Regions from separate parts of the Homo sapiens genome. Here region 1 is linked to region 2. Evidence: chromatin contacts called from ENCODE Hi-C or POLR2A ChIA-PET data. All regions are on one chromosome and are shown on one strand. Each heading gives the region's core, a stretch centred on a gene start or an enhancer-like site at or near the end of the contact. The rest is flanking DNA. Distances are from core to core; before and after follow the strand shown.

Region 1 (2,700 bases), core at 123-2,622, 47 kb before region 2:
AAAAATAGCACTAGATTTTAAAACTACTTCATGTAGTCTGTCAGTACTGAATAATGTCACATTATATAAATAACCCTGTAACGAGATTCAATATCTAAACTTTATAGTTTACTAGCTGCAAAGGTAATACACTATATGTCAGCTGTGTAACAGTGGTGACTTGATCTTATGAAGGCAGTAACTTTCACACAATTGTCATTCAGCTTTAGTATAACGGGTAGTATGATTCAAATAACACTGGGAAAAAGTTATTAAAGCAGTCACACAGCTTCTAAAATATTGCTTAAAATTCAATAATACACAAACCATTTCACGTTCTTTCTCCCCTCAAAACAGTAAAGAACCAAATTAATGAAGATTCAGTGGTACAAATAACCCCCCACCTGCCCCATCTCCCTATTACAACACCACTAAGAAATTAGTTAAGATACATGTCATTAACAGAATCACAAATGCGAGGCAGGACACCATGAGCAACAGGAGCACTAACAACAATCATATTTACAAGTATAAACATACAGAAATTCCATTTTACAAGTAAAAGTGCACATAGATCATTACAAAGTTTCACTAAATTTTATCAGGTTCAAACAAAAGCATCACGTGGAAAGAGACTATCATTGTAATTATCAAACATGATCGTCATAACCCAAAATAAAAAGACAATTGGGGGAGGCCCATAAAACTTCTCATAAAACCACTGAGGAAATTAAAATGGACTTGGACATGTCTTTAGTTTGATGCATAAATTTGAAGATGCACCACTGTATATGGTAGAGCTCTAATAGCCACCTACCGAGGCTACATCGGCAGCTGCAGCGGTGCTGCAGAGTTAAAGCAGGTCGCACTGAGCTGACACATAAAGCCCTTTGTGGGATACTGTAGTGGTAGTGTTGGCAATCAACAGATTTAGGCACTCAAGTTTAAGGCAGCATTTGAATGGAAGCAGCTGACTTTTGACAATAGTCCTTTGTCTTGAGGTGGTGAATATCTTCTGTGTTTATTATGCCAGGATTTCAGTGCTGACTAGATTCTTCCCAGACTGAGGTGCTGAAGATGTATCACGTTTCAAAGAGTTCTTTCAACTGGGCTGTAGGCTACAGCAGAGATGTTTTCTTTTTCTTATCATAAATACTTCAGGTTCACAGCTACTTCTTCGTAATGCCAAAACTGGAATGTTTGCAGTGGGGAAGTTATAGCAGTGTGCACAAATACTAAGATGGAAACATTAGTGCTGGAGATGTTTGACAAAGTGATTTGCACTACAAATGTAAAACAAAACAAGGCTTTGACAAGAACAAGGGAATCTAAAGACATGCCTGAAAAATCTAGCTCAATCACGCTAGACATGCAACAGGATGTTAAGCAAGCACGGAGGTGGCGCAGGCAGACACTGACAGATGGCAAGGATCTGACAGATAGTGGGTCTAAAAGCCAATTAAAACAGAGCTGGGAGGGAAGACAATCCTGTTGGGACAGCTAATGTAAGACACATTTTTTGACAGCTCTGCATTCTTTATTGATTAGACAGCAATAAAATAAATAGAAAAATGGTACACTATTGTTGGCTTTTTCTTTTGTGGGAATAACTGTGAACTAGGAACTTAAGGGTTGGTATTATGATTTTTAAAAACAATGTATGGAAATGCTAATGAAGTTAGTAAAAAAAAAATCATGTCTGCATGCACTCATGCAACTTGCTTCTCTCACTCTCTTTGAGCCTGACAACTCTAATACCCTCCCCCAAAAGCAGCTGCATGTAACCTCCTTCAACATCTTGCCCATTTCCTCAGAAACCCTCTTCAGGAACCTGCAGTCCAGGAGGAAAAAGAAAAGAACAATTACTGAAGACCTTTGGTAAAACCAAAAGGGGTGTTCAGTTTAAAGTGCCTGTCCCAAATGTCTCTATCATTTTATAGTCAGCTACCGAAAACACCAGGAAAATTTAAAACATGGGCAAAATTAAAAACCAATCTTACTGCTTCTTCACACTTTACTTCCCCACACCACTGACTCAGGGTGTGGTCACACAACCAGCACTGCACAATCCTTGACTGCACAGTGTTTCCAACAACGCTTGCTGAAACTAATTGGAAAAATTTATCTATCCTAATAACTAATGATTCAGCGGAAATAACAAAATGCCCTAAAGGCGGTACACATATCTTCCTCTAACCCAGATAGTCAAAAAGTTTCTCCTTTAAAAATTAAAATTTGTCAACACTTCCCCTCCATTCAAGGTTTCCTCTATCTTCAAATGTGTATTTTTCTATGTAACTGTGTATTTTCCTATGTGTAACTGCTAAATGCTAAATAATCACTAAAGTGGTATTTCCCAAAAGATATTTTCAAGATGAAACATACAAAAGTATGAGATTAGTTTGGAAGGAAGCTTGTAAATTATTGAAAATTACCAGCTAACCTCAAAATATTTTGAGGTCTCAAACAAAATCTATTTTATTCACCTAAGAGCTAGACCAGGAGATTTATTTTGAAACTCTCTTTAAATCTACTTAAATAGATTATGTGCTACCTGCTCATTTTCTTCCTTTAGGAAACCAAAGTTAAGAATAGGTAAGAAAATGAAAATGATGTTATTATTTTACTAAATTATCCAACTACTATTTTTCTTCTTGGAAACTGTAGCTACAAATTCAAACTTCTAGAAGAAACCACTCTTTGGGGAGTCGGCTTTCCATA
Region 2 (2,700 bases), core at 118-2,617:
GCTAAGTGCCAGAATGTGAACTATCTCAAAAATCTTAAAAGACTGAGAATCACCTCTATACATTTTCAACCTTTCAATATTTGAGAGGCTGAGTTCTAATCACTGTTTAAGAGGTGATCAATATCCTATTTATAAAATGGAATATAAATCATACCATTTCTTCCAGCAAAGGGTAATATTAGAGACCTGAGACTCACTGACTAGTACCCCTTTTCTTAACTTACTTAAGAGCTGCCAGATTAACACATATGGCCCAAATTTGTGGGCTCAGTTAAGTGACCCAACGATAGAAAACAAAATAGCTGGGCCAACGAGATCCCTTTCTGAAAGTTGTAAGACTTTGGATCTGACACAGCTTTGAGGCCAGTATGGGAGCTGAATCTCTAAGACATAAAACTGGCACTGTTGATGACTGTATTTCCTGCCACATGGAGAAAGCCAGTCTGCACTAAAAGAATAAAGCCACCAACCCACCAAAAGAAGAAGAAGAAGAAAAGACAAAGGGCTTTGGCGGTGTTTCAGATACTGTCCTTATTTTTTTCTGTGACCTAGCTGTAGACCAAGCCTTCTAGCAGTATGACTATTCCACTTCTTGAACTCAATAAAAAATTAAAATCAATAAATCAATAAATTTATATTGTAAATAAATTTCTCATTATACTTAAATTAGCTCAAGCTGGAGTTCCATCACTTTCGGCCACGAATCTTCTCTCTTATAGTAAAAAAATTAAACATAAAAGGTATCCATTGCAAAAGAATGAAGCTGGGCCAGGCATGGTGGCTCACGCCTGTAATCCCAGCACTTTGGGAGGCCAAGACGGGTGGATCACAAGGTCAGGAGTCCGAGACCAGCCTGGTCAATATGGTAAAACCCCGTCTCTACTAAAAATACAAAAATTAGCTGGGCGTGGTGGCAGGTGCCTGTAGTGCCAGCTACTCAGGAGGCTGAGGCAGGAGAATCATTTTGTAAAAAGTAAAGTAGAGGTTCCTCTTCAAAGACTTTCCTCCCCATCTAATTAGGAATAAATAGTAGCTTCTCTTAGAAGCAAAATTTATTTAAAGACCTGTGCTAACATTCTTAAATATCTGCTAGCCGTAATAAGGAAATCAACATTACTTTATGCTCTTAGCTCCCACAATTTAGCCTAAATATTTACCCTAGCGTGCTTATACTGGTCCAAGCAAGCATTAGGTCATAGCCTGTTCCTCTTCCTTATTTAAAAGTGTTTTTACCTTTCTCAACATTCCACAAGTTACTTCCTCCTTCCTTTGTTCCCCTCTACCTTGGCCTCTTTTTACAAAGTTCTAAGTTGCTAGCCAATCGGGGTGAGGTCCCGTTCCAGCCAATGGAAACTGGACACAGCAGTAGGGTGGATGCCTCAGGTTATAAATGACCCTGTCTCCTTTGTTCGGTGTACTCTTGTGGCACGAGTGTACCCTTTCTGCAGGAAGTAAAAATGGCCTTACTAAATAAATTTATGTTCAAGTGCTATTTCTTTACGGCTCCGAGGAACAAACATTTCAAACAGCTTGAACCCAGGAGACGGAAGTTGCAGTGAGCCAAGATCGCGCCACTGCACTCCAGGCTGGGCGACAAGAGTGAGACTCTGTCTCAAAAAAAAAAAAAAAAAAGAATGAAGCTGGACCCTTTTAACACATACAAATATTAACTCAAGATGCATCAAAGACCTAAAACTATGAAACTGAGAAGAAAACATAGGAGAAAATCTTTGTGATACTGGATTTTGCAATGATTTCTTGGATATGACACAAAAAGGCAAAAAAAATAAAAATAGATAAACTACATCAAAATTTAAAACTTCAATGCATAGAAGGACACAATCAAGAGAATGAAAAGGCAACCTATAGAATGGGAGAAAGAATGTGCAAATCATATATCTGGCAAGGGGTTAATATCCAGAATATACAAAGAACTCCTAAAACTCTACAACAAAAAAACAAGTAACTCAATTTTAAAAACTGACTTGAATAGACATTTCTCCAAAGATACACAAATGGTCAGGGAAATGCAAGTCAGAACCACAGGGAGATAACAACTCACACCGATTAGGGTGGCTACTTGCAAAACAACAAGGATGTGGACTAACTGGAAGCTTTGTGTATTGCTGGTGAGAATGCAAAATCTTTCAGCCGGACAAAAGAGTGACACAGAAACCAAATTCTGATAAAGAGGTATGAGAAAAGTAAAATGAGATAGAGACTATGTATTAGTTCGTTTTCACGCTGCTGATAAAGACATACCCGAGACAGGGAGGAAAAAGAGGTTTAATTGGAATTATAGTTCCACATGGCTGGGGAGGCTTCAGACTCATGGCGGGAGGTGAAAGGCACTTCTTACAGACTAGCTATATTTGGATTGCTCTGTATCTAAGCCTACCCGAAATATTTAGGACTGTTCTTAGCAGACACAATGATGTACACAACACCAACTTAATGACCACATCACAATGATGTACACGACACCAAACTCCAGTATTAATAGAAAGCTGCTATGTAGTCAAAGGTTCAGCATGTGGTCAGAAATCCTAATTTCTAAACTAAACTGAAACACAGATTATTTAATTATTTATTCATTCAACTTAAATTTAATCACCCAGTTCCAGAGGTACCAGGTAGGCTTGGTATGGGGTAGAGAAATGCACATAATATAATCTCTGATCAAAGGAATTCAGAGATGTC

The links. A loop is a pair of places that touch in the nucleus more often than their neighbours do. ChIA-PET counts read pairs that join two places held with the same protein, here RNA polymerase II (POLR2A). Pooled maps may share reads with other maps.
Region 1: a loop to region 2 is called in a map of PC-3, with 2.4 times the contacts of the local background. The contact joins two enhancer-like sites. A Hi-C loop is called at or near these places in 4 of 168 maps with a recorded cell type or tissue (IMR-90, K562, PC-3 and 1 more) and 1 of 50 pooled maps. POLR2A ChIA-PET finds 5 or more read pairs at or near these places in 2 of 52 experiments (BJ and HEK293).

What each region holds. Positions count from the first base shown.
Region 1 is chr1:93,551,519-93,554,218 of GRCh38, reverse strand. FNBP1L (formin binding protein 1 like) reads right to left here. Exons shown (of 17, transcript NM_001164473.3): 17 at 1-1,810. The coding sequence ends at 1,803. Among named protein-coding and RNA genes, the nearest start is that of TRC-GCA7-1, 37 kb to the right of the region's middle. RefSeq lists an enhancer at 677-1,205 and a silencer at 1,253-1,547. Within about 2 kb of position 1,372, at least 7 of the 41 ENCODE cell types and tissues checked have a DNase peak (open chromatin) inside an H3K27ac peak, as active enhancers do.
Region 2 is chr1:93,504,043-93,506,742 of GRCh38, reverse strand. All of the region lies in intron 2 of FNBP1L (formin binding protein 1 like), which reads right to left. Among named protein-coding and RNA genes, the nearest start is that of TRC-GCA7-1, 11 kb to the left of the region's middle. Within about 2 kb of position 1,367, at least 2 of the 41 ENCODE cell types and tissues checked have a DNase peak (open chromatin) inside an H3K27ac peak, as active enhancers do.